Regions from separate parts of the Homo sapiens genome. Here region 1 is linked to region 2. A link is a loop called in an ENCODE intact Hi-C map of the cell type or tissue named here. Cell type or tissue: heart left ventricle. All regions are shown on one strand. Each heading gives the region's core, and the rest is flanking DNA. Links, peaks and the distances in the headings are about the cores only. Region 1 overlaps CACNA2D2 (calcium voltage-gated channel auxiliary subunit alpha2delta 2). Region 2 overlaps CACNA2D2 (calcium voltage-gated channel auxiliary subunit alpha2delta 2).

Region 1 (15,241 bases), core at 4,057-12,056, 110 kb before region 2:
CTTCTAGCTATAGTGACCTCGTTTCCCCATTGTGTAAAGCTGCCTTGTCCCTGAAGCTTGGACTGTCAACCACCCTCTTCCACATCCCCCTTCCTTATATCCCCAGCTCCTGGCTGCTCTGGGCAGGAAAACTCCCTACCTCCTTGGTTCTATGCCCAGGAGAAGGAGGGTAGTGTCATAGGGTTGGTATCTGTGAGGGGTGGTTCCCTGTCCCCCTACCCTCCGTGTCCACCTGATGTGTTGCAGCTTGTCAACCACTCCTACTTGGGGGCAGGGAATGGGGAAGGGTGGTGAGGAGTTGCTTCAGGGGCAGGCGGGCACTCAGTCCAACATGTGGGGAACGGTCTCTGTGTGCGTGCATTTGTGTGGGTGCCTGTGGACACGTGGGCAGGAGACCATGCATGCACAGGGATAGAGGCTCAGTGTTTTGCAACTTGCTGAGTGTTAGGGTGAGGCTCTGCCTGTAAGTGCTTGATGCCCACATGTGGGTGAATCTGAGAGGTGCGCAGGAGTAATCTCAGGTGTAGGAGGCTGGAGGTAGATGGCACTGGCCTTCTGTCCCCAGGGACTCTGGAATGCCCTGGCAGTGGGCCTGCCCCCACAGCAGGTGGGATGGGCTGTCCCGATTGCTCTGCACACTCACAGCCTTTGTAGATGTCCGTAGGGATCTGTACAGCCGCGTATGAATAGTTGACCTTGTTCTTGAAGTTTGGGTCCTCGATGAAGTCCAGCCTTAGGGTGCTGGCCTTAGACCCCCTTTCCACATCCTCACTCTCAGGGTCGTCCTGCAGAAAGGGCACCCCCGAGCAATGTCAGGGCTGGAAAATGGTGAATTGGGTTGTAGAGGCCTGCAAGTAGGGGCAGGGAGGGCCAGAGTCCAGGAGATAGGGGCATCTCAAAAAGAGAGACTATTGCAGTAGGAGACACAGATGGAGAGACTCAGGGACAGATGGACACGGGGTTGGACCCCTCACCCAAGGGGCCTGTGACTCCCATCTCCCCCTGCCCACCCCACCCATCATCCCCACATTTGCTAAACCCAAATTTTAAAACCGAAAGGAAACCAACCTCTTCTCCACATTCTTGAAAACCAATTAGGAAAGGAGGCAAATCATGGAGCCAATCAGAAGGAGCAGGCTCCAGAATTCTGCTTACAAGGATGTGCTTGTGCAATCACAGGGAGGCCTCAGCAGTCCCTCCTAGGAGCTCAGGGCCCCCACAGCCATCACTGGGTCCTGCCCAGCCCCTTCATGGAGTTCCTCTGGGACCAGGGAGAGGGCCCTAGCCCCATCTAAGGCAGGGCACTATCCCCTGCAGCCGGATGGCTCTAGGGTCTGAGCTGGGGAGGCTAACCTGGGAGAGCTGGGCTGGGGGCTACCATTCAGATCTGCTGACCTCCAGAGGGAGGGTCTGCGGTGCCTGGTAGCAGTAGGACTGAAAGGGCCCCTGTTGATTTTCTAAAATGAGCCACAGCAGCCTGACAGGTGCCAATTATGGCATCTCACGGCCGGGCAGGCTGGGCATGCACCGTGCGCCCCCGCCCACCATCACAGGCTGGCAGGAGTGGGTCTGTGACTAGTGTTGATGCTGCAGCCGATGGGAGGGGGGCAGGCTTGGGTGCAGGTGTGCAAGGGGGAGGGGAGGGAAGATGGTGGTAGAGAGTGAAGGTGAAGAGGAAAAAGCCAGACTGGGGAGGCAAGGGAAAGAAGGAGGCTAAGGGTGGAGAGCAAAGCTCGGGGGCTTCCTAGGCTGATAGGAGAGATCATAAGCAGCTGAACACCCCATACGCTCCCTCACTGCCCCTCAAAGCCTCTGTGACCACCCTCAGCCCAGGCTTAGCTCATTCATTCTCCCCCATGGGTCCACGTGGGCTGACCCCCGCTGCCCACTATGACCTGGGCATGCCCCTCCCCTGTGTTTCTGCCTCTAGGCATTTGACCAAGCTGTGTCTTGTCTGGGGAAAGGGTGACCGTGCCTCTCCACCCAGCCAGATGCGCTCTCCACACCACAGGGGTACGGCTCTGAAGGGCCTGTGGCAGACACTCTTTTCATCTCTTTGAAGGTGGATTTTGTACAGCAGAATCCAAGCTGTCTGCTGTCCTCCCACTGCCCTTCCGCAGTGTGCCACCCATCTGCCCACCCCTGGCACACCCTAGAAGCCCTCGGGTGCTGGGTAGAGCCAGGGCAGGCAGCCTCGGAGCATGGAGGCCAGAGTGGAAGCGGCCGACTGTGAGGCGTGCGCCACTCACGTTCCGCTCAGAGGAGGGGGAGGCGCGGGAGAAGAAAGCCCCCGAAATGTCAGCGGCAGATGAAGGGCACTAGAAAATTTAATCTCCCAACTTTCTCAACTAATGTGACATTTGGATTCTGTTCTGATAAGCTATCAGCTGGCGAACTTCTTCCTTCCTTTTCTTTCCCCCACCCCCACCTTCTGGCTGGTAATTTAAAAGTAAATGGTCTAGAAAGATATCTAACTGTACCTCTGGCAAAGATTAAAAAAACAAAACAACACAACAAGCAGGGGAGTTGGAAAATGTGTGCGTGCTGTCATTTATACCAGGCGTTTGGCCTAGCTGACCCTAGTCTAGCCAGGCCCCAGAGTGAAAAGCTCTCTTTTCGGGCAATCTCTAGCCCCCCAACAGAAGTCCAAGGGGCTACGGGCAAGGAGTCAATGATTTAGAGTGAGGGGTTGGGGCCCTGGATACAGTTGAGGCTGCTGGAGGTAGGTTCAGAGCATCCTAGTAGGGGTTGGGCACCAGGCTGTCCAAGGAGCCCCTCAGTGCCAACCCCCAGCCCAGGGGCTTTGTATGGTGGGCAACTGCAGTCTCCTGGTTTATATTTAATGCACTGATTGCTAAAATTACAGCCCGCTGCTGAGGGGGGTAAGGAATTAGATTCAGGGTCTAATTAAAGGTTCGCTCTTCATTTGAATTTCAGATTCCAGCTTTAATTTTAGCAACTTCTCTGGGAGCCACGGAGCTCAGCCAAGGGGAAGCACACCTGCTTGAGCCCACCCCGCTCCGTCTCGGGCCCTGTGCCCTCCTGCGGCTCTCCCAGGCCAGCCTGGCACTGTGGATCCTGCACAGGGATCCTTTCCAGCCTTCTCACCTCCTGGTGTCATTGGGTACCTCTCACTTGCCCCAGGAAACCCACCAAGCCCGCAGGCCTAAGAGAGGAAGACTGAATCTTGGGTCCTCTGAATCAGCCAGCAGTCTAGACACTGTGCTGCTGTGACACCTCTGTTTACAGAGGGGACTGTTGGGTCCAACTACTTTTGCCTTAAAGTCAGGCAGAGGGTCTTGGGCCTTGACAAGCTCAGCAAACACCGTCTACTCCAAGTGCCCTACACCCTCAGACACTCGTCTTCTCTACAGCCACCTCCCCTGCAAATAGTCATACAGCTTTCACACGAGTCTTCTGGTGATGGGGACCTCACTACCTCAGAGGGCAGCCCGGGCGGACTTGAGCCAGTGAGTGACATGGAGGCAGAAGGGTGGTGTGGCTTTGGGCTCTCTGGTCAGTCCCAGTGCCACCACTTCTGAGGTGGGTGACCCTAGGTGAGCTCAGGGTTAGGGTCTGATGATGGGCCAGGCTGTGGGGTGCTCAGCACAGGGAAGGGAGCTGGCCTGACCTGGAAATGCACCTGGACGTTCCTGCATCCTGCTCACACCTGCCCACCTCCAGGAAGCCTTCCCAGCTGCTCCCTGTCTCCCTCCTCTCACTGCACTTAGAGAGGCTCTCTCCATCTGGGACCTAAACTGCCCCGTGCGGGAAGGGCCAAGCGCCTCACCACCTGCCTCACACTGCAGTCAAGCTCAGCCCACTAGTGCACAGAGATGCAGCCCTGGAGGGGTCCGGACTTCTAGGGAGTTGTGGGAGGTGGAAGGTGGGGCCTGTGTCACCACGGCTCTGCAGGGTTGAGCTCAGAATGTGTGGCGCTGAGTCCTAACATCCATTTTACAGCCAAGGCCACCAAGGCCCAGCAAGGAGGTGTGGCTCAGGAGGGGGTGCTCACCAGCTCAGCGTCAGCCTTGGCGTCATAGTACACGATGTCTTCCTCCTGGTGAGGGGAGAGAGGCCTCAGCACTAGCTGCTCAGGGTCCCGAGACAGACAGGACTCCTAGCCCCAAGGCCTGCATGGCACCCTTAGATTCCTCTGGGGCAGAGACTGTCCCTTTCCCCCACCCAGAGCCCCCCTCCTGGAAGGGCCGGATAGGTCAGGGCTGAGAATGCAGCCAGGCCTATCTTCAGGGGCCCTGCACAGGCTCCAGGAGCATGCAGTACCCCTCGACTGAGAATTCCCTGGGCCTTCCTAACTCAGGGGCCAAGTGTCCTGGGCTGCAGCCTTCTAGGTTCTGTCTGCAGAGAGGCTGGCTGAGGCAGCACCAGGGAGTGAGGAAGACGGAGAACAGAGCCGAGTTTGGGCAGGAGGGAAATAATGACTCGACGCCGCATCTTCCAATTTCTTCTATTAAAAAGCCTGCTCATTACGGGCATGTACTTATTAATTATCTGTGATTTGTTGTGAAATGCGAGGGGGTTTCCACAACAGGAGTGGGAGAAAACAAAGCCCAGCCCTGGCGCCTGCCTCCCAGCCCTCACCCGCCTGCGTCTGCCCCGCCTGTCCCTGGCCCATGTCTGCTTGCCAGTCGCCTGGGTTCTTGGCCATCTGTGCGTCATAATCACCGGCCGCCCCGGGGACCCGTAACACAAACGGGCTAATTTCATGTGTAATGATCTTTAATCAGAACCGAGCGCGGCTGACAGAGGCCGCCAGAAGGTGAGCCCGGTGTCAGCCAAGTGCCATTGGCTCAGGAGGGTCTGCCACACTCTGCCCCCATGGGCTTCAGGGCCACGACTCAGGACAGAGCTGCTGTCCAAGTCACCCTCTCCAGGTGCTCCTCAGCCCTGTTCTGTACGGCAAAAACCTGCAGCGTGGCCCCAGTGGCCCCTCACTCACTCAGGGCTTGTTTCTTTGAGGTCTGCAGATGGGAGTGGTGACCAAGTCTGCCACCCAGGGGCTGGCTGTGAAGTGGCAGGCAGAGCCAGCACTCACACCACCAGCGCAGATGTCGCCCGGACACCCGCTTCCCAAGGCCCAGCTGGGGCTCACTCAGTGTGTGACCCCAGGGCTAGACCACTCCCTCTCTGAGCCCCAGGCTCCCCCAGGCAGGACTCTGGAAAGGGGCCTGGCTGTGGTGACTGCCCACGGGCTCCGTCAGTACCTGGGACTGTTTCAGTGAACAGTCCTAGTCTGTCTCTCACCAGGGGTCTAGGGGCTGCAGGCCACTGGCCAAATGTGCAGGCTTAGTCCCAGCATTCTGCAACACTGACTGCATGCCTGGCACCACGCATGGGTAAGACCACAACTTCCTGAGGAATGTAAGGCCAAAGGCAGCCCGAGAGTTCCAGCATCCCAGGGCGCCTGCCGTGTCTGGCGCTTTCTTACAGCAGCCTTATGACCCCATCGGTCAGACGTTTCGAGAGCAGGGAGAAGAAAGCCTTCGCACCCTGGCTCCAACCTGCCCTTCCAGCCTGTTGTCAACCTTGCCCACACCCACCACCCACCCACCAGTGCAAGAAGGCTGCAGCCCCGGTGGGCCTGGGGCGGGGGCGGAGGCCGGGCCCAAGCTGCAGGGTGCTCGGCCTTTCCCTGCGCCCGGCTCCGACCGAAGCGCATAATGAAAGCTGACATTACATCAAACACAATAAGGAGTTTCAGTTGACGAAGATCATTCCTGAACACACAAACCTATTAAACTGAGGGGGAAAAAATATCAATTCAACACACTTGCTGTGAAAAGAAAATGTGATTTGTTATCTAAAAGGGGGTTATAAACACAGCTCTGATGCTCTTTCCCTCCGTAATGAAAGCGGGCGGGTGCGGTGGGAGGACTGCAGATTACAACCTGGGGCCTCACTCACCCACTTTTTAGGCAAACCTTCCACAAGCATGGGAAAGGACACAGGTGGGGGCTGGTCACTTGCAGCCCTCAGGAGCCCTAGGCTCCCCTCACAGGCTGTGGCTGGGTCCTGCCTGCACCTGGGTCAACACTAGGCACCTCAGCGTTCACTGGGGCCACCTCTCCAGCTGCTCCAGGGGCTCTGCTTCTCTATTTGTTCTGCTGTTTCACAGTCTTAGTGGAACATCAGATATTGGTGGCGTCAGGGACATGGGGGGACATGTCACCCAGGAGGATTCTTAGTCCCCTGCAGATGACAGATGAGGCTCAGGATTCTGTATGGTCTCCCTGCCCCCCAGGGCTTGATGCATGTGGGAATGACCGCTCCCGGCCTCTCCTGCCTCTAGGAGGGCGAGACCATGCCCCTTCCTTGGTAAGAAGTACATGGATGGTGGCACACAAGGTCATACATGTGAAAATATATCATAAATACAGCTGTGACTGCTATGCATGATGTGGTGTGGAGCTGGGGGTGTGGCGGGAGGGGGCTGTCAGGGTCAGGGTGGGAGGGTCCCTGAGAAGGCCTCTGTCTGCTTGGGCCAACACAGTACCTGAATGTCTATCAGCAGTGACCACCTCCTGGGTTGAGCAACAAGGAGGCAGTATTCTCTAGTGACTGAGTGCAGGACCTCAGCAAAGAGTCCTGGCCTCAAATTCTGACCTGGACACGTGAGCTCTGGAATCCTGGGCAGTGAGTGAAGACTGAGGCTGAGCCAAAAAGGACCCAGCCTACTGGCTTGTCCCAGTGGCCTGCTGAGGAATTCCAGGGGTCACCCGCGAGGAGGCAAGGCTGCCCAGTTAAATCATGCAGCCTCCATGAGGCTTCATCTCTGGGTCTCTACTTCCCCACTCGTAATATCAGGATGAGGAGGCCTCCTCTGAGGGTATGAAGAGAACAGGGAGCTGGGCCTCCCCAGGGGTAGGGCCAACTCTGCCCATGAGTGGCCACCTTCTGTCTTTGCAACTCCACAGCCCAGAGGAGAGGCTGAGTGTGGAAGAGTCCCGGGTGGAGTGAAACGGGTGTCCTTAATGTCTGGGGACCACTCCCCTGACATACCCTGTGTTATCTGATATTTTAGGGGCCATTTTGCCCAACTGGGTAGGAGTTGGGGGAGTCACCCACTCTGAGCTCACACACATGCCCTCCCATGTGGACTTGGGCACACAGATAACAGGCGAGGGGCGGGGCAGGAGGGTCCACGTGACCCTTGTGTTGGTGACATACATTCTCCTTAGCAGGAGCCAAGCCCAAGAGAGGTGTGAGGAGGGTGGGTCTCAGGGAACAAGCTGAGGAAATGAGCACGGGGTGAGCGGGGGAAGGACAGTTGCCATCCAAGTTCAGTGCTTGGAAGGTGGCTGCCAAGGCCTGGCCAGACATGACTGCCGCCTGCCCACCAGCTGCCTGTGCAGGCCTAGGCCAGCCACCCGCTGCACCAGTGAGGACGCTTGGCCTTCCTGCCCTGGCCTAGTGCCAGCTCAGCCTGGCCAAGAGGACTGTTTTCTGAGAGAGCCGTCTGTCGCTGGCTTGGCAGAGGCAGGCAGGGGCCCTATGGCTGGGTCAGACCCTCAGGTCAGGAAGGCCACCTGTCCTGTCCAGCTGGCTCTTCTAGCCTGGCCCAGCCCCCTCACAGCCCTCCCTCTAGTCCCTAGGCAGAGCTCCATCCACTCCCACCATCACATTCCCCAGGGCAGGGCTGTGTCCTTCCCTTACACTTCCCAGGGGAGGGCTGTCTCTTCCATTCCACTCCCAGCTCATGGCTTTGTTTCCTGTAGGCCCTGGTGTTGGCACTGAGGCCCTGGGGCCAATGGCCACTCCCCCCTCCCCTTCCCACGCCCTGGCCCAGCTCCTCCCTGGTGGTGGTTTTGGTGGCACACAGTGTTGGCATAGTGTGGTGCTGGCACCAAGTGTGGTCCGGCAGGTGGCCCCTCTTCATCTATCCTAAGTGTTATGGGCACCAGGGCACCTGCTGCCCACCTGTGGGGGCATGGGAGGCACTGCCTGCTAATCAGGGCCATCGTTTCCCTGGTGTCCAAGGGTCTGGGTTGGCCAGGGACGAGGAAGGGGGATAGGAGCTTTACATCCAGGCATTGCCCTCTTGATCTCTTGTCCCAGCTCTGACCCTGCAGACTCCAGGATCCCCAACCCCCCAGGCTGAGGTCAGTGGAGTTGTGGGCATGTGGATGTGGGTTATACCATTGATACCATTGTCTGTTCCTCAGAGGTTTGCATCTGGACCTGCTGTGTGCTGTCAATACAGGGAGGGCCACACCCGGCTGATGGTGCAGTGGATTCCAGTCTGGCCACATGGGCCAAGCATCTCCTCTGTGGCCAGAACAGCTGGGCGCCATCCTCCCCATCTCAGAGGTAAGAAGACTGCTGCTGGTCACGCTGTCACTGCTGTGGGCTGTGGGGGCCGATCTTAGGGTTGGGGCTAGAAAAGGGAGTCCTGGGCAGACATCTGGAGAGAGAGGCTTTGCACTGAAGGAGGGGTGGATAAGGGCATTCCTAGGAAGAGGGCCTGAGTTTGAGGCTAGAATTGTGGCACAGGCCAGGTGCCTCTCCTGAGTTCTGGGAGGGAACATGGCTCCTTGTCTGTCATCTCCTGAAGGTCATTGGAAGGATGTGGTTTCAGGGGTGGGTGGTGTGCCTGCAAGGGACAAAACAGCATCCCTTCCCAGCCTCAAGTCCCTGCACCCTCCCCTGGCATGGACAGTCCCTCCTGCAGCCACTGCTGCCAGCAATCCCTGGCAGCCCGAGCATAGCTGGCTGGTGTTGGGCTCTTGGATACACCATTAGCATTGATGCCTTTCAGCCTGGCAGCTGTGGTAGCAGCAGTGCTTCCTGGGAAGAACAGTGACCCAGCAGCTGGGAAGGAGGGAGGTGACTACAGCCCCACCCACCCTACCTGGGACACCAGTGGGACAGGCCGGCAGGCACCCGGTGGGATGTGGCAGGGAGGCAGATGAACAAGGCCGGGCCCAGGTGGCCCTGTGGTCAGGGCTGCCTGTGGTCACACCCACAGCTGGGGGCACCTCAGGTCAAGCCAGGGGGAGGGGAGCAGCCAGAGCCCTTTACTGCCTCATCTCAGGACAGAAGTACTCAGGGCCCAAGGGCTGGTGTGGCCAGATATGCACCCATGCCATCAGCGGCTTGGCACCCACATAGCCTGATGTGTGCAGTGATTCCTTCACACCCCATAGCTGAGCTCACAGGCAGCACTGGCACCAGTCAGTCCTTTGCCAAATGGGGAAACTGAAGCCCTTGCCTGGGTCCCACAGGGACTGTGAGCAAGTAGCACTGGAGTAGGAGAGAGGGAGAGAAGGGTCAGTCCTGTCTCCTGGGGAAGGGGGACTGGTTTGGGGAGTAACTAGCTCATTCATTTGTTCACCTTAGAAAATAATCTTTCATTTCCAATCTCATGTGAACTCCCTGAGGGCAGCACCCAGCACCTGCCAGGGGTAAAGGAAGAGTGCCATGGTGTGGGCAAGGTGAGGCAGCCTCAGCATGGCCTGGGGGATGGGGACTGGGGAGGAGGAACAGATTTAGGGCTTGGAGCATAGGCATGAGCCCCTGACACCCGACAGCCAGCTGTGAATCTCTGCCACCAACAGGTAACCTCGGGTAGGTCTATCCACTCTGTGCTTCTGTTTTCTTGTCAAATAGGGACAATAACCCCACTGCTTCCTAGAGCAGATGTGCCTGGCCCAGAGCTGGAGTGAGTCAGGTCTGCCACCCCCACCCTGCTCCTCCCTGTGTTTAGCACAAGAGTACTAGGAGGCATGGCCCAGACACCCCAGCAGCTGTGGAGGACACAGGAGCCCTGCCAACTAGTCTGGTTCTCAAGGGTTCCATCATCCTTGGCACTGGGGCTTCCTTGAATCCAGGAGGAGCCCTGCCTCCGTCTGATGCTGGCCCGAGGGCCGGTATCCAGCCCCAGGCAAAATCAAACACAGCAAGGAATTGGTGAGGGCAACTCAGGCCTAGGCTGGGATGGGTGAGGCTCCCCTTCCCTCCCTCACACACTAGATCCTCTGCGCTCAGCTTCTTGCACCTCTGCTCCAAGGAGCGAGCCTGAGCTCCTTCTGAGGTGGAAGGAGAGGCTTCTGTGACCATGGCAGCCCAGTCCCCTGAGCCCAGCCTGAGGGCCTCCAGGGTGGACAGGTTGCTGTTCAGGGAAGTCAGGGAAGGGAAGTCAGGGAAGGGCATTTGGTCCCCATTTCCCAGCATCTCTTGCAGGTCACTGTATTAAAGCCTCTGACAAGTCCTGAAGTCCAAAGGCCTCTGACCCGGGGGCTCTCCAAGAATCTGAACACCTTATCTGGGGAACACAGGGAACACTACTTTCAAGCAGCCTTCCCACTCACGGGTGACTCCACAGCTCCTCTGGAGTGAATGTGGGCTCATATCTCACTGTGTGCCCAGCAGTGAGAGGCGCCTGGAGTAATTGCTGAATGTTGGACACCGGCTTCTGGCTCTACTCCACAGACCCCTCTGTGTCCCTCATGTGTCTGGGCAGCTCCCACCCCCCAGCATTCAAATCCACGCATGGATGGGCATGCCCTAAGTGCTGGGCAGGGTGCTGGGGTTCCTACCTTGATGTTGTCCTGCCAGCGGTGTGCTTTCTGGAAGTTCTCTGCAGCATCAGCCAGTCTCTGAGGGACAGAGCACAGGGAGGTCAGAAGCGGAGGAAGGCAGCCTGCCCTATGCCCACCCCAAAGCCTCTCCATCCCCAGCACTCCCTGGGGCCAGGCTGGACTGGTGACTCCCTTCCCCTCATCCTACGAGACCCTCAGAGATTCTCTGCCCCAGACACTCCCCAGCTTGCTGTGTGGGCACCTCCTTGACCACAGCTGGGTCCATGCAGGAAAGGTGAAGCCTGTGCAGTGACCCCAGGGGCATCTCCATGGGACTCCCTGTACTAGGCCAAGCCCTAGTGTCACTCTCTACCCCCGACACACTTGTGTCACCCCAGTGCCAAGAGGAAGCTCCTCTGGAGCTAAGGCTGAGCTGCAAGTTACAAAGTGCTTCACCTTGCCCTGCCCTTCTGACAGCTATCCAGAGCTCCACAGGAGGGGCCCACAGCCCACCCTGTCCATCCAGGCCCATGGGCCCTCTCCCAGACTTCCTGAGCCCCTTCCCACAGGGCTCCCAAGCCCTCTGTCCACAAGAGCCTGTCCTGTTCTTTGGGGCTGGTTCCAGTGGCCTCTTCCAACAAAGCCCCTGTGCCTGAGAGCAGAATGTCCCTCAGGGCATAGCTGTGTGTCTGTCCATCCCACATCTGCCACTGGGCACGCTGGGTGCCAGACTGTGCTGACTGGTGGAGGTGTGGCAGGCCTGGTCCTGCCTCTTGCAGCTCACAGGCACAACCTCGCAGAACCACCATGGCAGGAGAGGTTGAGGGACAGGAAGCGCAGTGCTGTGGGGGCTCGGGACCTCAGGGAAGGCTTGCTGGAGAAGACGCTGGGGCCCGGCCACCCTCTGGGCCTAAGTCCGGGTCACCCAGATGTTCTTATTTGGTACTTTCTAAGGATCCCTTCTCTACAGGAAACCTTGGGGCTCCCAAGGATGGAACTGAGTCTGGCCTCGGGGGCCTTCTGCAGAGCTGAGAGCAGTGATGTCCTGTCAATCATAATGACAACCATCACTATCAACTGGCCACCTACTGCACACTGAACCCTCCCCTGGCCAGTGACTCATGTGCTGTGCACCTTGTACCATTCACAGTGTGCCTGGCATGGAGCCATTGTGGCCCTCCTCAGATGAGGACGGCCAGGCACAGAGACGGCCAGCAGCCTGCCCAAGGTCACATGGTGAGTCCGGCTCAGGCTGGGCCCCGGAGCCCAGCCCTCACCAATGCATTTGTCTTGCTCAGCCCATGACCAAGATCCAAGGACCAGCCTCTGTTGGGCCCACCATGCTCAGTGAGGTGGGTGGCTCTGGTCTCTCACCCCCACCCCACCCTGTCCCACAGTGGGGCAGGCACGTCCCACCTCCGGGCTTACAGCCCTACTCAGAAGGTCCCGCCTCTTGGTATTCAGGACACCTCACCCCCATCCTTGAGTCCAGGCCTGATATGGCATGTGGGCCCCAGAGGGGACGTCCTACTAAAGCCTGTCAGCTGCCCATTAGGGGAAGTGGAAGTCAGGTCATGGAGGCCGGCATTTCCTCCTCTGAAGCATGGACTAGCAGGGCAGGGAGGAAGGTGGGGCCTCCTATGGAGCTGTGGCCTCTGCTCTCCTGGGGCAGAGTGTCACAACCCCATAGTTAGAGGGGCTGTCCAGGGCCATCTCCAGCCCCATTGGGCTGGCTACCCCTCCTCAGGCCAAGAACACTGAGTGGTGGGGGAGGCTATGAGGCTGGGGTCCCGGGAGCAGGGGGAGAAAGTGTCTCTTGGGGTCAAACCCTCTCACCCCACAGAGCTGGGCCCTCCTGGCCTCTGCTTCCCTCTCCTTTGTAGGCTCAGTCCTCTGTCCCCTGCCACCCTTAACTGCAAGGCCTGCTTGGCTGGGACCCACACCCTCCTCTCTCCCCAGCCCAGCCTCACACTCCTAGGGTTTTGGGGGCCCCAGGCCTCTCTACTCCGTGATGCCTCCCATGTCTTGCCTCCAATCCTGGCCCTCCTGAGCTCCTGGACACTTCCCTGGAGTGACCCTCAGACCCACCTGAGCTCAGAGTGCCCCTCTGAGGCAGGCCACCCACCCTGGCCCCTCTGCCTCCTCCATTCCACCCCAGCATCCCTCACACCACCTCCTGTGCACCCCCAGCTCAGGCTCTGTCCTGCCCGGAACCTGCATCCTCTCATCCTCATCACCTATTCTCCACACAACACCTGGAGCCTTTTCTCCAAATGTAGATCTGGTCATGACACCGTCCCCTGTCCCAAAACCCTTCAGTGGTTACCACTTCTCTGCATGTAAAAGGCACAACCTTCTCCAGGTCCTGTAGGGCCCACCTGACTCCTCTTCTTCCTTTTCCATCCTGGAGCCTCCTCTTGACCTAAACCACAAATGCCTGCCCACGCCGACCCCAAACCCAGGGATGGATGAGGCCCCCAATTCATAAGCCTGCAGTGACCTTGTGTAGAGGGCATTACTGTGTGACTTGTACGGTTCGCAATGCTTGTCACCAGTGTTAGGCGAGCACCTGCAGTACAGCAGGTGCCGAGCTCAGTAACTTGGCCCGGAGGCTGTGTAAAGCCTGACGAGGCAGTGTGTGAGTCAAGCCTTTGTCATCACTGTGCCCCTCCTTCCTTACCTGGTGACCTACTACCTTCCCAGGGATGCCAAATCTTCCTCAGAGTGGGGCTCTGTTGAGGCCCCTGTCCTTCCCCAGGGTTGAGACTGGGGCAGAGTGGAGGAAGCAGAGGCGGTCTCTTGCCGCAGAAAAGCCACAGGGTCGATGGGGCTGCAGACGCCACACTGACACTAGTGGGAGTCTCCAGGCTGGGCCATGACCCTGAGGAACTCCTGCCCCTGCCTCTACTCCTGGCTGGGGGGTTCCAGCTCCTTCACCCTCTTAGGGCTCAGCTCTGACCCTGAAACCTTCAGGCCCCAAAACATGGGGGCTACAGGCCCCTCTGGCTCCAGAGCCTAGCAGACAGGGCAAGGGAGACCCAGGGAGGGAGGCCCCAGCTCCTAGCCACCTTGAGCTCATGGAATCCCATGGGCTCAAAGGCTGGGTCAGCCCACTGACTCGTGAATAACGGAGTCGTAATAGCCACAGCAAAAGGATTACTTTTAATCCTCAGTAACGATCAAGCCATTATTATTTTTTCAGTGTTACAGATCAATCAGTCCATCCCTGGGCACTGGACGTGTGGAAACTGTTAAACAGGCAGGCCCGGTGGTGGGGGAGGAAGGGCTAAGGCAGCTGGTGGGGTGCAGTGGAGTGGGCAGGCTTCGGCCACAAGGTCCCATCAGGCCTGAGGATGAGAGGACTGGGACCACCACTGGTGTGCATGAGGGGCCCTGAGCAGAGATCAGAGCCTGGACCTTGAAGCCCCCGAGTCCTGGCCTGGGTTCAAAGCTTGACTTTCTTGGAGCAGGGTCTTCACCACTCTGGTCCTCAACATCCTGCCTATAAACTGGACATAGTAACTGCACCCACTCAGGGTGGCTAGGCTCTTGGCAGCCCCCTTCCTCCAACCCTCAGCAGCTGCACATAGGCAGCCAGTCCCGTGAGGTTTCTCTCACTGGCTCTTGCCCAGCTCTGGGCCCTGCTGCTATCTGCTCTTTCTGCCTGGTTAGCCCTATCAGACTGTGTTACCTCCCCTGGAAACTTCCTTTTGCCTTTAACCAGCCCTCTGGACAAGGTGGGCTTTACTCCCCTCCGCCAAGGAGGACATGTCCTGAGGCAGGGATCTCCAAGCTTAGCCCCACCTACCTGGCCCAGGCTGAGCACCCAGACCTTGGGCTCCTGTCCCCATAGAGCTGACAATAGTCAGGCCTGCTGAGGGCTGGCAGGGAGACCGTGCCCACCCTGCCCCACCCCTGGAGGTTCATCCCTCCTAGCACTTCCCTTCTACCTCTCCCTGGTCCTCTTGATGGTTTGGGGACAGGCTGGAAGGGGCAAGAAACTGAGGCCCAGAGGCGAGGGAAGAACCTATTGGGATACCACGCAGGGCAGGGACAGGGTGCCTGTCTCTGGAGTGCCTGCCTGTCTTGGGGAGATGCACTCCATTCCTAGCCCTGACCCCAAGTGCCTGTCCCCCTGGGAGTGGTTCCTTGCTTGGGCTCTGGGCTCTGCTCCTGGAGGTGCCTGCAGTCTCTGGTCGCCCTGCTACCAGGCCCTGCACATGCTGCTCCCTCCCAGGCCACTCCTGCCCAGACTCCTCTAGCCACATCCACTTCCTGACCCTGACACTCAGCGAACCCTCTTCCATGTCTGCTTTCCCCTTGAGCACTGGGTTTGGTGGGTAAGTGTCTTGTGGCTGTCAAGTTTATGGTAACCTGGCCCTGGGCATACAGTAGATGCACAGTGAATGTCTGCTAAATGAAAACTGGGTGTCTCTGGACCTGTGTAGAGGCCTGGGCTTGAGTCTGGCCTGGCTCTGCCCAGCCAGTTGTGTGATCCTGGGTGTGTGGTTTAACCTCTCAGAGTCTATTTTCTTCAGCACATCCTGGGGGGTAAGGGCTGCCCATGGCGATGCGGCTATGAAGTCACTGATGGTGCCTTGCCTGGCCCGTGACGTCCCCATCATGGCCAGGGTATTGGAGGGAACCTCAGTGGGACTGCTGAGTGGGGATGCTCACACCCAAGTCCATCATGATAACAGCAG
Region 2 (15,241 bases), core at 6,858-14,857:
GCGACACCTCCTCTCCCCAGCACATTCCCCAGGTAGTCAGGCACGATGGGAACAGAAGTCCTGCCCGGGCCCATTTCACAAACGGGTAAGCTGAGGCTCAGCATGATCAGCCCTCAGGAGGTGAACACTGCTGCAGTCCCTGTGTGCCCAGCCAGTGCTGAAATGGGGGAGCCACGCCCAGGCCTCACCTCAGAGAGCACAGTAGGGTTGGGACACCTGTGGAGGTCACCAAATGGGTCAGGGAGGAACCCAGGAGCTACAGCCTTCTGTTCCTGCCCCACACCAGGAGCTGAAGCTGGACTAGAGGTGGCAGGACAGACCCTGTCCATGTGTCACCAACCATTCTGGTCAGATTCTGTGATTCACACATCCCCATCTCCCCTCCTGCACATCCTCCCCACCCCCCAGCATGAGTCAAATCCTCGCTAAGCCACAAATAGCTGTCCTCTGTATGAGTCCTCAACATGGCCTCCTGCCTTGAAGAAGACAGAGACCCCCTCAAGGTCCCCCTCAGAGCAAAATCCTCTGTGGAAGCTCACAGGCCCCCCGAGGACATCCATGTACAGAGGAGAGGCCAAGCGAAGACAGAACTCAACCCATCAGGGCCAGCTTTGTTCTCTGGGCTTGTCCTTCCTCTACCTGGCCAAGTCACCTCTGCCAGGAAGCTTTCCTAGGTTTCCCCTACCCTCTTCTCAAAGCCACAGTTCTCACCACACTTTACCAAGCCTCATCTTAGGCTGGGGCTGCAGCCTAGTCCCATCATCAAGCTTCCTACAGAGCTTAGCCTGGAGCCTGGCCAAAAAGAGTTCTGGAAACACTTGGAGATAAATTTACCAGAACATCTTCCGCCTACCAGACTGGCCTGCCCTGACCACCTCACTCTGCAGTAGAAGACAGGCTGGAGGACAGGGCTGGGAAAGGGGCCCCCATTTCAGCAGGCAGCCAAGCACCAGGGAAAGGCAATGCTGACGCGGAGGGCCTGCGTGCTGGGCACTCCATGTGATTTCCACTGCAGCGATGGTACCTCGGCCAGGCGCAGGCCAGTTCATGCCCACTTCACGGATGAGCACTCTGAGGCCTGTGGAAATGGTGCAACTTGCCCGAGACCACACTGCTGAACCACAATCTGAACCCAGTCAACTCAGCCATGGCCCTGTCCCCTAGGCTGTCAGGCCTCCTTAACCTCAAGGGGGACTCCAATGGCCAAATAGGAAGTAGGTTGCAGGTAAGAGCCGCCCCTCGTATACAGCCTTTTCCAACTTTGAGAAGGGGGCTACCTCAGGAACTCACTGCCTCCACAAGCAAGCCAAAGCTGAGTGCAATGGGGAAGTCCTTCCTTATACCCTATCAGGGCTATCCTGCAGTAGGAACGTTGGCCAGCAGGGCAGAGCCCCAGCTCCCTCCAATGCCCCCACCAGGGAGCCTGAGCCAGGTATGGGGAGAATGCCCACTTCCTCTGGGATCTGCTTCTTGCTAGTGCCTGGACCCTTAGAGTGCGCCAAGCTGTATGTAAATGGAATGTGAGTGTTCAACCTGCCTTGACACGCCATGAACCTGTTACTCTCGGGTGCTCTGTGGTGACTCCTTTAGCAAAGCAAATCCCCTCTGCAGGCTGTGAGGGATCCACAGCTGCACAAGCAAGGGGCTTCTAGTGCAGCCCCAGCTACCCCACCTTTCTAGCCTCCCCAATCCGAGAGAAGCCACCTTGCCTGGTGAGCCTCATGATTGGCTTAAGGAGAGGCAGGTGGCTGAACCAGCAGGTCAAATTACTGGCAAAATGCTTTGCAGGTGCTTCCAACTTTCTGTAAATTCCCAACTAGCTCGCTCACTCCCCACCTAGTCACTCACTCACTCATTCATTCATTCCGATAGTAACCATGTACCTACTATGGGCACCTGGGAGGGATTTGGCAGCAAGCAGGGCAGATGCAGGCCTGTCCTTGGGAGCTTGGAATCCAAGCAGAGGAAGCTGATACCTGATCCGGATTGGGGCCTGATGAGAAGAAGAGTCCAGCAAGCCTTGGGGACAGGATGCATGGGATGCATGGGATGCATGGGAAGGGGCCTGACCTGGCCTAGGGACTGGCCAGGTGAAGGTGGCACCACAGAGCAGGAGGGCAATCCAAATGGAGGGCACAACATATGCAAGGCCCAGCAGTGGGCTCCACACACAGTGATGCCCCGTGAGCACCCACAGACCGACCGTGGGCACCAAGGCAGGCTGCTCCCACACCGAGGCCTGCAGAATTCCTACCCTCAAGTACATGGGAGCACCTCCACACACTGGATGGAAGGGCAGTGAGACGGCTGTGCCCAGGGAAGCTGGGCCTCTTTAAGTGGGAGCTCAGTCTCTCAGGAGCTGATTTCATTCATTCATTCATTCATTCACTCCACAGAAACAAACCAGTACCCATCACAACTGGGCCCGGGTGCAGAGCCTCTTCCCCCCGGCATCCTGACACTGCCCTGTACTTTGTATCTTGCAATCTTGACCCCAGGGTGAGGGCAGCAGAGAGTACTGAGGCTCAGCACAACAAACATTAGAGGCTGGGGATATTGTTATTACCCACCCCACCCCCCACACCTCTTCCCCCAGCTCCATGGGAGCTCCCGCCTGCTGCAGCCCCTCTACCACCCCCCTAGCAAGAAGTGCCCACAAGTGCAAAGCTTTCGCCATTTTCCTGGTGTTTTTTTTTTGTTTGTTTTTGTTTTTGAGACAGAGTCTCGCTCTGTTGCCCAGGCTGGAGTGCAGTGATGTGATCTCTGCTCACTGCAAGCTCCGCCCCTCGGGTTCATGCCATTCTCCTTCCTCAGCCTCCCGAGTACCTGGGACTACGGGCGCCCACCACCACACCTGGCTAATTTTTTTGTATTTTTAGTAGAGATGGGGTTTCACCCTGTTTGCCAGGATGGTCTCGATCTCCTGACCTTGTGATCCGCCCACCTCAGCCTCCCAAAGTGCTGGGATTATAGGCATGAGCCACCGCGCACGTCCTTCCTGGTGTTTTCTGACACAGATATTGTCACTAGAACATCATCTCCTGAGAACAGCACCTGACAGGCAGAAGGTGCTCAAAAAATGCTGGCTGAATGACTGGATGTTCCATCCTTACAACTATGAAACATAGGAAATGTGATCCCATCATAAAGATGAGGTAACTGGGGCACAAACAAGGTCACATATGGGGTTCCCTTTATAATCCCCAGAACCAGGCTTTCTACCACACAGCAGGCATATGCATCAGGGCCCACAGCTCCAGGGCCTTCTAGATGGCCCCATGAAGTCCCCATCCTTCTTCATTGTAGAGTAATGGCCTCCTCCATATGCCACCAGTCTGGAAATCACCTGTGAAACATACTTCCCCCCGCGCTGGCTCAGGAACCGTGTAAATCACTAGGCTTAATGGCCTTTGGGATTGTTCCCCACAACCCCCTCCCCAGCTGTTCTGTGCCAGGGAAGATGGGGCTATGGGGCGCCAGACAGGCAGGGCCATAGTCATGAGGTCTGGGCAGCCCAAGGCATGGTAAGTGCTAGGAGGCACTGCCCAGGGGAGCAGCAGCCCCGGAAGCGCATCAGAAAGACAGCGGTGGGGCTGCCGGGAGCCTCCAAAACTGGGGCTGGGGCTGGGGCTGGGGCTGGGGCTGGGGCTGGATCTATATGCAAGGCAAGCCTCTCCCCTACTCAACTCCTGCCCCTTACCTCGTCCCCCCATCAATGGCTTATCCATGGAGAAAGATGTGTCCAGGTGATCTCCCCAGGACCTCCACACCCTGACTGGGGAGGCCCAGGGCCATGGGAATGGCAGGGGAGCCTGGGGGCCTGGAGCAGGATGTCTCATGGCCCCTTGGATGCTGCTTGGAGCACCAACCATGCATGGTGTTATTTATTTGGCCTCACTCCCATGTCTTCTTCACTGTTTATCTCCCCCATGGACTGAGTGTCCCAAGAGCAGGGACCCAGTTGGCCCTTGGAGACCCCAGAGCCCACTCAGGGCAACACACAGCTAAGGTGTGGGAGTGGATTCAGGTGGGGAAGGGATGGTCAGGAAGCAGGTCCTGAAAGATGGGCAGGCTGTGGAGTGGGCGGCAGGGCAGATGGGGCATGGGCAAATGTCTATGCAGAGGAGCGGTTTGGAAGGAGCGGGGCAGACGGCTGGGAAGCCAGGTGATCTCCCTGGGACAAGCTGCAGATTTTGGCAACTGGCTGCATGCACAGGCATTTGGGTTCAGCTGGCTCCCATAGATACCATGGTTAGGACATTGCTCAGAACCAATATACACCATCCCCCAACCCTGGGAGCCTCAGTGCCCCCTTGCTGGGCAGAGGGTGAGGATCCTGTGTTTATCTTCCTATCCCCTAAGGCCACAGTTCTGTACCTTGGCTCAACTTAGGGGGAAGAGGGGGCTCTAGAAAACATGCTAATGCCTGGACCCTGCCTCCCACCCCATTAAATAATACAGGTCAGTGGGTCTCTGGACACCCCCTTTACTTCCCTCCCCAGAGCAGCCCTTGGTGGCAGCCCCTGGGCTGGGAAAACTCCTTGCAAAAGCCACAGGAAGATATGTGGGAGTGGCCTATGCCCTCTGGCTCCAGCAAAGCCAGGCTCTGTCCCAGGCTGCTGTGTAAGAGGCTGCTCCATTTTCCACAGTCATGACGAGCTTGGCTCTGTGGACACCTGCACAGACCATGGGCTCCCTGTTCAGCACATATGGATTGAGTACTTGGTGTATGCTAGCTGGGAGCTCCAGCCAAGGGCAACCAGCCACTGCCCCCACCCCTCCCAGCCACATAGTCCCTGAGCAGCCAGGCAGCAAGGTCTATTTCAGGACAAGAATAGGGAGGACAGGGGCTTGAAGCAGGCTAGGAGGCCTCTGACCCAGACAAGGAGGTCAGCGAAGGTTTCAGGGGACAGTGACTCCAAGCCAAGCACCGAAGGACAGGCAGAGGTCAGTGGGACAACAGGTGGGTCCTGCCTGGGGTTGGCAGGGCCCTCGGCAGCCCATCCAACCTCTCCCCAGCTTCCTCCATGCTGAGTGCTTGCAGGTGCTTGTTAAGCCCCCATGGAATGAGATGGCTTCTGTTCTGTTGGGCACTCAGTTCTGAGGGCAGAGATCCCACTCTGTGCCCCTCCCCGTGCCCATCAGAAGCAGCCTCCTTGCTGAGGTCTCCACAAGCACCGGTTACAGGAAAGGACAGAACAGAGATGACAGTTATGCAGATGAGGTGGCAGGGGGAGCACCACTGTCAGCTGCAGAAGGATCCCTTTCTATGGAGGGTGCTGAGAACAGTGAGGACACTGAGGCTCGGAGGAGGACGGCAGGAGGCTTGCCCAGACTATCACAGTGAGGCTAAGGCGGGTTAGGAGGAGACTGGAAGAGGAAGGGCCAAGGGGAGGCCCACAGACCCTACTGTACAAGCCCCTAGGGCTTCTGTGGCCTGCGCCAGCCAAGGTGTGGCTTAAACAATTAAACATGCTGCCTCCCTCCCCTCAAGTTGCTCTGCCCACGTACTGCTAGGCACAGCCCAGGGGGTGAGGTGGGCATGGAGTGGGGCGGAAAAAGGAGAGTGAAGGATGGAGAGGTGGGAGAATTGAGAGTGAGTTCAGACTGCCCTGCCTGACTACTCTGTGAGAACAGGCGACAGCACCACCAGTTCCAGCATGTGACTGGGAGAAAGCCCCAGAAAGAGACCCGGATCAGGGGAGGACTATCAGTCGGGGGACTCACAGCCGTGGCCTGTAGAGGCCAGCTTCTTCCTTTCCCTGACCCTTGGACAGCCCCAGAGATCCCTCTTTCCTCATGTGACAGGTGGGGAACACTGGCCAGAGGGGTACCCAATCCAGAAGCAGGACAAAGCCCAGGGCTTACCCCAAGACCTCTGCCCTTGGCTGACTGGCTCCTGGACACTGTCCAGCCCAGACCCAGGATTGGTGCAGGGAACAGAGCCAGAGAGTAATGGGAAGGGCTAGGTTCCTGGCCACAGTGGAGCATGGATCTCATCATATTCACCATTGGGTGCTGACCAATGACACCCAGTCCTCTGCAGTGAGTAGGCAAAAGTATACCCCCACTATAGGCAAGTACACCCCACCCTGAAGTCACCCTCCCCGCAAGATGAGAATGAAGTCTCACAGGCAGCACCCAGCCAAGTCTGGGCCTTCCCCACGGCCATGTCTATGCGTTACGTCCGTGGCTGTGGCCCTCTAAGGCCAGGTCAGCTGCGCTGTTTCACAGCAGCAGGACATGCCCCTCTGGCCATCCTCTTAGCCCACTCATGCCAGCACTATCTTCAGACGTCATCTGAACCCGCAACTTGCTGTTGTCCTAAATAGTCTGCCTAGGCCCTGCCTGAGACAGGACGTGGCCTGAATGGCCTCCTTCAGGCCTCTGACTGACCAAACCTCACTGGCACAGCACGGCAACTTGAGGGCAGTGGCTGCTCCCCCAAACCCCAGGTTTGGGTCTAGTCTATGCCTCAAGTGCTGAGAGGCCGAAGGAAGTGTCCCTCTCCAGGCCTCGGTTTCCCCATCTGTACCACACGGGAGTTAAACGGGACCAACTGGTCCCACAGTTCTCACTGACCCACATCCATGACACAAGTAAGGGTGGGGCTGTTCTACTGGGAGGGGGATTGGGAGCCAAAAATCTCCTACTTCTGGTCCTTGGGTGGTTCCAAGGAACCTGGAGGCGCCACAGGCCGAGTGAGAAATAAACCCTCCAAGGACGTCAGCCTGGTCAGTAGGGCAGCCTCTGCAGAGGGAGATGCATGGCAGAACATCATGGGAGTGTAGGGACACCCTGAAGGTCCTGTGGCTAGGGGTTGCCTGGAGGAGGTGAGATGCAGGAGGGATGTGTGGGACAGGGCTGAGTGCTTGGACCCGAGCACTAGGGGGAATCCTGCCCCTGCCACTTGCCATCTGTGTGATTTTATCATTTAGCCTGGCTAAGCCTCAATTTTTCTCATCTATGAAAGTAGGATAAAAATGGACTGACCTAACATGTGTGAAATATACCACCGGGGGCCCAGCTTGTAGTGACTGATGTGGTTAAAACAACTACTTCCTTTACAAACACTTCCTTGGCATGGTCACCCATCCCCTTATCTCCTGCTTCTTCCTTGGCCCCAACTCCCACCCTCAAGCCTCTCCTCTGACCCTGCAGCCGACACTGCTTCCCCATCCTCCATCACTCCCTGCCTTCTGCAGAATCTCCACCTCCAGCCCAAGGTGACCCCATCCTCGGCTCAAGGGTAAATCCTGATTAGCCGGAACCAATCACAGTGTACTGTTTAGATTGCCAGTGATTGGTTCAGAGTGGGCATGTGACTCAGTGCCAGCCAATGAGATGTGAGAGGAAGTCGGCTGGGGGCTTCTGGGCAAGGTTTCCTCCCCTCTTAAGAGAAACCCAGAGGAGACATCTCTTCCATGCCTAGTACCTGGGTCTGCAGATGATGCCTGGAGCTGTGGCAGCCATCTTGTTGCCATGCAGTAAGTTGGCCAAGGACAGACAGTTACACCAAAAGCGAGGCCACCAGGCTGAGCACAGGTGACCACTTGGTCTTTGCCAGCAGCCGCATCACACACCTGTTGGCTCCCTGTCAGGGGATAAAGGGCCCACCATGAGGAAAACCCACCACACATGATAAGCACAGAAGCAGCCTCTTGTTGGCAGCCAAATGCGCTCCTCAGACTCAGATCTTGAGGGGGTCGCAGTCAGCTCAATGCCTACTCCTCAAGGGCCCCATGACCCGGCACAGAGCTGGAGGCGGGGCACGGGTCTGGAGGAGGGACTCACAAAGGGCAGGGAGCCGGAGGAGGGTGTTGGTCAGGAAGGCTCCTGCCCCAGGGCCCTGGGCGAAGCCAGCAGCCTGGAGAGGGACACGGTGAGCAGTGAGCGAAAGCCAGAGGTGCGGAGGCCAGAGCTCTTCCCAGGACCTTCAAGTGTCCCAGATAGTCCCAGGGCCGGAGGCTGGAGTCAGCCCAGGCAAGGCCTCAGGGGCTAGCCAGGGAAGTGGGGCTCTGCCCATGGCAGGTTTCTGGGGTGCAAGGTCCCAGCTAGCCCAAAAGGGAGACACTCCAGCAAGCCTGGCGGGGGGTCCAAGGAGAGATACAAAGACTCCCAGGGCCCTAACACACCCACCACGGACTCAGCTCACAGAGAGAAAGGAGAAATGCCCATTTGCAAGGGCCCTTAGCACAGAGGCCTGCTCTGCCAGCTCCTTCTCTTTTCTCATAACTGAAGTGGGGGCAGGGCGGGGGTGGGTTGTTTAGTTGTTTGTTTGCTGGAACTGGTGGCAGCACCAGACCTGACCTTTAAGGCTTCAAATGCAGCGTTTTAGGCGGGGCCAGCAGGAGGAGAACACGGGCTGTGGAAGGAAGTGATCAAGACTGAAATGCCACGTCAGGCTGGAAACTCGAGGCAGAGCATGGGCCTCTACCATCTCAGGAATACGCCAGCCCCTCCAAGCCCACACTGCCTGGTGACAAAGTTGTCCTTCCCAAGGGGACCCAGAAAGCTTTTATGTCTCTGAAACAGCACAGGGACATCAGAGTTTGCCCCACAGAAACCCAAGGAGTTGGGGCCTCACACCACATAGACATCTTGCCCTTCGAGTTTGCCAAAGCAGACCTCAACTTGCCCCCCGACCCATGCCATAGATTTTATTTATTTATTATTTATTTATTTATAAATGACAGGCTCTCACTCTGTGTCCAGGCTGGAGTCCAATGGCACCATCACAGCTCCCTATAGCCTCAACTTCCTGGGCTCAAGCCATCCTCCCACCTCAACCTCCTGAGTAGCTGAGACCACAGGTGTACACTACTACACCTGGCTAATTTTTGTATTTTTTTGTAGAGATGGGGTTTTGCCATGTTGCCCAGGCTGATCTTCAACTCCTGGGCTCAAGTGATCCTCCCACCTCGGCCTCCTAAAGTGCTGGGAGTACAGGCGTCAGCCACTGCACCCGGCTGGATATTTTTATTTAAGAGAAACAGCTGTACATCAGTGCGAGGAAGGCTGCATAGGGAGTCGCCCTCCCCGCAGTCTGTACTGAGCATTAGGGATGAGGGCTGGGCCCTGCCCACAGAGTATGTGCAGCCACAGATATGTGGGGCTTGAAGGTTCCCTTCCCCCATCTTGGGCCTCAGTTTCCGTGTCTATATGATGGTGGTATCAGGACCTCAGGGATTTCTGTGGCTGTGGCATGTCCTTTCCAAGTCAGGGACGCATGCAAAGCCCATAATGCCCAAGGAGACGGTTGCACCCAGGCTCCCTGCCCCCACAGGAACCCCTCCTGGCCTGTAGGCTCCTGAGCCCCTCACAGCCACTTCCCAAAATCCCAAGGGCCCTGGGCCATCGCAGCACTGACAACACACAGGCGCGTCCTGAAAATGCCAGGAAAGCAAAACTCTCAGACAACAGAACCCACGAGAACTGGGTCCACACAGCTACTGGGGCCAGGGCCCATCACAGGGCATCACTGGACAGCCTTATTTATGAAGACTCAGTAGACAAAAATCCATCCTTGAAGGAAGTGTCTTCGCTGGAGATGCTCCAGATGGAGAACATGTGGAGGAATCATCCCTCCAGATCATCAAGGGATCATCAAGCCAAAGTTTTTACAGCCCAAATCGTGCCCACAGTGTCTTGCTGCGGGGAGGACCCAAACCCACAGCAGATACTCAAGGGCTGCCAGTCTCCTGCCCTTCAGTGTGCAAATGAGAAGCACCCACTCTGAAAGGGAAAAGTGCCAGCCCAAGGTCACACAGCAAGAGCTTCCCACTCTGCCTGAGCCCAGGCTCCACGCCCACCCTCCAGATTTTCCACGCGGGGAAGGGCTGTTTGCAAAGATGCTTCACTTCACAAAGGACTCACGGAGCTCCTCTGAGTCCCAAGTCCTCCACTGAATGTAAATACCATTCAATTTGCAAAAATTTGAATTACAAGGACGCAGCCTCTGTTTCCTTTGCAGACTGTCATCACGCCAGTTGGTAGAAGATCAAACTTTCCAGCTCAGCTTTAACTCAGGCTGTTTCTAACATAAAAGTTTGCAAAACACTGGCCCTAACAATCAGGATGCTTTATTTCCCACTGCCAGTGTTTGCCCAGCCGAGCCCTGGCATTAACCTCAAAGGCAGGTGGTGAAGGTGGGCACTAGGAGCCCATTCTGGCTGCAGAGATAAACCACACGTGTGCTTGCACTACATAGGCTCCCAAGCACATGCCCGCATTTGACTTCATATGCACATACACGCACACACCTACTGCTGCCTACACACGAGAATGCCCATGCACACACATCTACACACATGCATCCATGTGTGAGTACAAACACACGCACACAAGTGGGTATACGCACAAGCATGCTTAGATGTGAACACGTCTGACACATGCACACATACATGAACACACAGGTGTAGACACGCCCACATACAAGCTGACATGTGCACACAGGCAAAGGCAAGAGCCAAACACAAGAGGAAAGACTCACAAACCACAAGTGGGTCCCAAGTGCCTGTAGGGCCTGGATGGGTGCTGGGTGCTATGGATGAGGGGATAGTGGCTGGCACTTGGAGTGCAGGCCCAGCTAGACTGCAAATACCCCCTAGATCCAGTCGGGATCCACATGCCCTTATCACAGACTCCCTGGGGCCAGGCCCATCCCTCACAGTCTATCACACCCCAACCCTATGTGGCAGTACAGCCACGGAAGCCCTGTTTTACAGATGAGGCTCCAAGACCCTGAGAGGCTGTGGAAGTTCCCAAGGTCACACAGCTGTTGAGAGGTGTGGCAGAGTCTCAGTGCACACGAAGAGGGGGCTTGTTCAGAAAGAACTAGCCATCAGGGAAGGCAGGCATCAAAGGGGAAGAAAGGGGCCCAGGGTCTAAGAGGGGCAGGGAAAAGACAGGCAGAAGGAGTGACTTCTCAGCCTTTTCACCCACCTCTTCCCCTTTGTTGAATGAGGATCATTTCCAAGGTGGGAAAGATGGATACTGATCAGCAGGAAAGGCTTCCCATGCCCCTCCCCCTCTGCTAAACAATTAGGCTGATCAGAACTCAAAGGGGGTCAATCTGAAAAGCAGCCATGAGACACCCAAGGTATGGCCAAAGGAGGACGGGAGGTCCAGGCACCCTCACACTGGAAGAGACAAGGCCCAGCGGCCACAGCTAAAGCAGGGCGTGGAGAGGAGCAGGAAGACCCCAGATCTGTCTTCTTAGGGCATTGGAATGTCAGAGTTGGAAGGATCCTGGAAGAAAGGAAACTGAGGCCCAGGGGGAGGAGGGGTTTTGTCCAAGGTCACCAAGCAAGCTACCCAACTGAGAAGATTAGGCTGGGCTTGCCCTTGACAGAGGCCTCCTCACCTAAGATGGGGGCTTTCAGAACTCCTTTGTGAATATTCTCCCCACCTAATCCCAGCTAGACAGTCTCCTGGTTTGTGAGGCTCTCCCCTCACCAGGCTCAGTCACGGGTAACAGTGATGGCTGGGGACCCAGCAGGTCCAGACCAGATGCAGAAGGAAAAGCACTGTGAGGGCCCAGGTGAGAGGAGCGGGACCAGGACCGGGGACACCAAGCCAACAGCCTGAGTCTCACAGTGGCAGGGCAGGGCTTGGCTGAGTCTGCCCCTTAGGTCCTGACCTTATGTAGATTTGAATGACAGAATCTTGACTCCTTTAGGGAGGCCCCAAGAGACCCCTGTGGGGACCTGCAAGCCAGCAGGGCCATCTCAATCTCTGTGGTCACCTGCACTGGCCCCCCTTCTGCCCTTAGCCACAGGCAGCTCTGGAAGCTCTTCAGGTTCCACAGGACAAGAGAAGAAGGGAAGCAAAAAAAAGCAAAAACCACACACACACTTCCCTTGGGGAATACGAATATTGATTCTGTAGCTTCTTGTTTAGACAGTAGGCACCAGAAGAAGAAGAAAAGAAAAAAAAACCTGACATGAAGAGAATCTTCCCAGTTGGCTGGAGGGCTGTAGCCAGCAATGGGAAAGCCCCTCATGTCCTCCCCAGCATGTCCTCCCCAGGCCTGAGGCCCACAGCCCAGTCACTTAAAGACACAAGGCACCAGGTCTGGAGGCAAATCTCCGCACGGGAGTGGGGTAGGTGGCTGGAAGGGGGAAGAGAGAGAAAGACCACTCCTATCTTACAGGCAACATCGCCCTGCCAGACAGAGCTCAGCCCACCTGCCTTGACTCCCAAACCTCCAGCTGCCCCTTGGAGAGTTCCCTAGCAACAAGCCCTTGAACGCTGGTTCCCAAACCCCCCAAGTCCCACCCATCCGGATGGCATGAGGCTCCCCCAGCATCTATAAGATCCTAGCCCTGTGAAGTCCCCTCAGACCTGGCAAAACTGCCAAGGGACTAAAGGAGCCAGCCTCAGGTTTCCATGAACAACCCCCAGCCCCACCCCCACCTCCATGACCTTTCTCTCCGGAATCAGACTGGAATCTGGAGAAGGAAATGGCATCTCATCTCCAGATGAAGCCCCTCCTCTCCTCCACCCCTCCACACAGAGCAGGCCTGGCCCATAACTCAAAGCTGGGGGAAGGAAAGCTCTGGGCTGGGGGTGCTCCATGATGGCCTGTGTATACGTGGGAGGTAGATGGAGGTCAGCACTGGGGCTATAAGCACTGGGGCTGGCAAGGCAGCTTCATGCCAAGGAAGGCCCCTCAGGGTTGCCTGAGACCCAGAGGAGGAAAGAGAGACAGACAGGGCAAAGTTACAGCTGGAAGTCCCAGGCCCAGCTCTCATATCCTAGGCCTCTTCATTTTCTTCCCAGAGATTCAGGCTTCAAGCCCCCCTCCACTTCCTGGGCCCACTGCCCAGATGTCCCCAGCCCTCTGGCTGGGCAGCCAAGTGTCTGACAGATCTATCCTTTCCCCTGCCCTGCCTCTCATGGTTGTGGGCTTTAAGCAGGTCCCTTCATTTTTCTGAGGTCAGTCTCCCCATCTGGAGGATGGACATGACCACGGGCTCTGAGGTCAAGGCACTAATGTGGGTGAGGGGTCTGGCCTGGGCTCAGTAAGGGAGATCACCATTAGCCTGGAGACGTCCCCCACCACAGTCAAGCTGTGTTGCAGGGAGTGAGGGAGGGAGGTGGCCCAATGTCTTCCTCAAGGAGGTAGAATCTGATGTGGGTGGGCACAGCCTGAGAGAGTGGCACAGCCCAGAGCTGGGATGGGAAGGCCTCTGGAAGGTTCGGGTGTGAGACCTTGAAGGAGGGGATCTAAACCTGAGAAAAGAGCACAGTCATGGCAGGGCAGCATGAGCAAAGTAGAGAGACAGGCGGCCACCTAGCCCGTGGGAGCCCTGGAGACTGGTGGGTCTCGCAGTAAGACTGGCTACCGCCCGGCTGCAACATCTGGGCTTAATGCTAATGTTAACAGTGGCAGCCATGGCACCTGACGGAGCCCTCCCTGCCCACTAGAGGCGGCATCCTCTCCCGTTAATTCTCACCACCAGCCTCTTAAGCAGATTCTATCATTTCAATTGTGGAAACTAAGGCAAGGTCATCCCAATGGAGCCTGCAAAGTCTACACCTGACACCCAGCATGTCCCCAAACTACATCCTCCCAGGAGCTGGCAGTGTCCACCCATACACATCTGAGATGCCAGGAGCTGGCAGTGCCCACCTGCACACAGGCAGGAGGAGAAGGGGATACTTTCTGCAGAAGTCCACTTAGAGGCCAGCTTTACTCTGGAGTCAGTCTCTCCATGGGGACATGAGTGTGACAAAGAATCTGGAGTGAGATTCACCTGCAGACTACGAGGGGACTCATCCTAAAATGAGTTTCCTCCTTTCTCAGGGGTTAACCTGGCACAGCTGACCAAAAGGAGGTGCCTGATAAAGATGGAGTCCAGGGGAACAGCAGCCAAGGGTCCCCCCAAAGTCCTCCACACCAGGAGGGCTGTGAGCACCTGGCAGCTCTGCATCTCGGTGACAGCAGCAGCGGCTGGGAAGCCTCATCCCTCCCTCCTGCAAAAGCTGAGGCAGGTTTTTGGGAAGATGGGGGACCCAGATGAGTGATGCTGCCTCCCTCCAACAGGGAGAGCCACAGGGAGATGGAGACAGGGGCTGGAAGGCCCAGACAGACACACGTCACCCACCATTAACCGTAGCTACACTGACGCATGCCCTGTTGTAGGCACTGCTCCCCATGTGTCCACTCAGGAGAGGAGCACGTACTCTGGTTGTCATTAATCTGCTGGTGGTCCAAACCCCTCAGGCCCCTCACTGCTTCTGCCCACCCTCAGAGGAAGGGAGACGCTGGCCAACACCATCGCTGGAGCAGAGCTGGGCTAAGAGGGTGCAGTCAGGTGGGCCAGCTCAGCCGGGTGCTCCACCCAGCACTCAGCCAGGACTCCACAGAGGAGGGGACAGAGAAACCTGGGGGCACTGGAGAACAGGGCACAGAGGCCCAGCAGAGAGGACAAAAGAGGCGGGCAGGGAAGGATAGGTACAGCTCGATGAAAGACCTGAAGAAGGGGGACAGGGGAAGAGGGAGGGAAAGACACAAGGGGAGGCAAAGCAGTGAGGGCTGCCCCTCAGCCGGCGGTGGTGGCCTGATGCTGGGGAGGGCATAACTGGAAAAAGGAGGCAGGTGAAAGGTGTGCTCGGACTCAGGTCCCCCACACCCAGCCGGACAAGTGCACATACATGTGCATACATGTGTGCAAACATGTAGCCTCCTCCTTGTTTGAAACTCTGATCCAGGTCCAGGTAAGGTGAGACAGCCCAACCCCCCCACCCCCCGCCCAAAAAAAAACCCTGAAGCCCTGTCCTCCCTTCAGCAGTAACCCCTCTGCCCTTCTCAATCCAGCAGCAGCCTTGGTCCATTTTGCCTGGTGGGCAGAGAGCCATGCTGCCAGAGCGATTGCAGAAATCATAGCTAGCAGACCCCAAACCCACACTTGCTTAAAATCCAGCAGCTTGTGAAGCTGGGCCCCTGTGCACTGGCAGACACTAATGAGAAAATGACTTGCTCATCAGGGGCCTTCCCCACTGAGGGGTTGTCACTCCAGTGCCATGAAGCTGGGTTCCACTCTCCTCCTTGGAAATCCACCTGTATCAAAGTGTCATCCCAGCCTGGCCACACTGACCCAGCAGAAGGTTCTGGGAGGTCACCCATCCCTGAGCAGCCCCACAGAACCTTCTGGCCCGAACAACAGCCTAAACCTTTCTTACCAGTTCAACAAAAGCACCAATTCCACTGGCCATGGTCATGTGTGGGCCCCTT

The links. Hi-C counts contacts between places; a loop is a spot of excess contacts. Peaks named below come from ENCODE experiments on the same cell type or tissue, not always from the same donor. Only the 100,000 strongest peaks of a DNase experiment are listed, where the experiment ranks them.
Region 1: a loop joins it to region 2, with 1.8 times the contacts of the local background. A loop is called at or near these places in 2 of 110 quality-filtered maps.

What each region holds. Positions count from the first base shown.
Region 1 is chr3:50,383,553-50,398,793 of GRCh38, forward strand. It overlaps CACNA2D2 (calcium voltage-gated channel auxiliary subunit alpha2delta 2), which reads right to left. Exons shown (of 38, transcript NM_006030.4): 4 at 10,557-10,616; 5 at 4,016-4,060; 6 at 644-785. Among named protein-coding and RNA genes, the nearest start is that of TMEM115, 32 kb to the left of the region's middle. RefSeq lists enhancers at 4,210-4,814, 4,815-5,419, 5,420-6,024, 10,726-11,281, 11,282-11,837 and 1 more. In heart left ventricle, for the core only: a CTCF peak has its summit at 5,017; DNase peaks (open chromatin) are centred at 7,399 and 8,739; H3K27ac peaks cover 381 bases.
Region 2 is chr3:50,486,005-50,501,245 of GRCh38, forward strand. The region is part of intron 1 of CACNA2D2 (calcium voltage-gated channel auxiliary subunit alpha2delta 2); the gene reads right to left. Among named protein-coding and RNA genes, the nearest start is that of CACNA2D2, 10 kb to the right of the region's middle. RefSeq lists enhancers at 2,150-2,650, 7,246-7,901, 9,776-10,723. In heart left ventricle, for the core only: no CTCF peak of the experiment used is centred there; no DNase peak of the experiment used is centred there.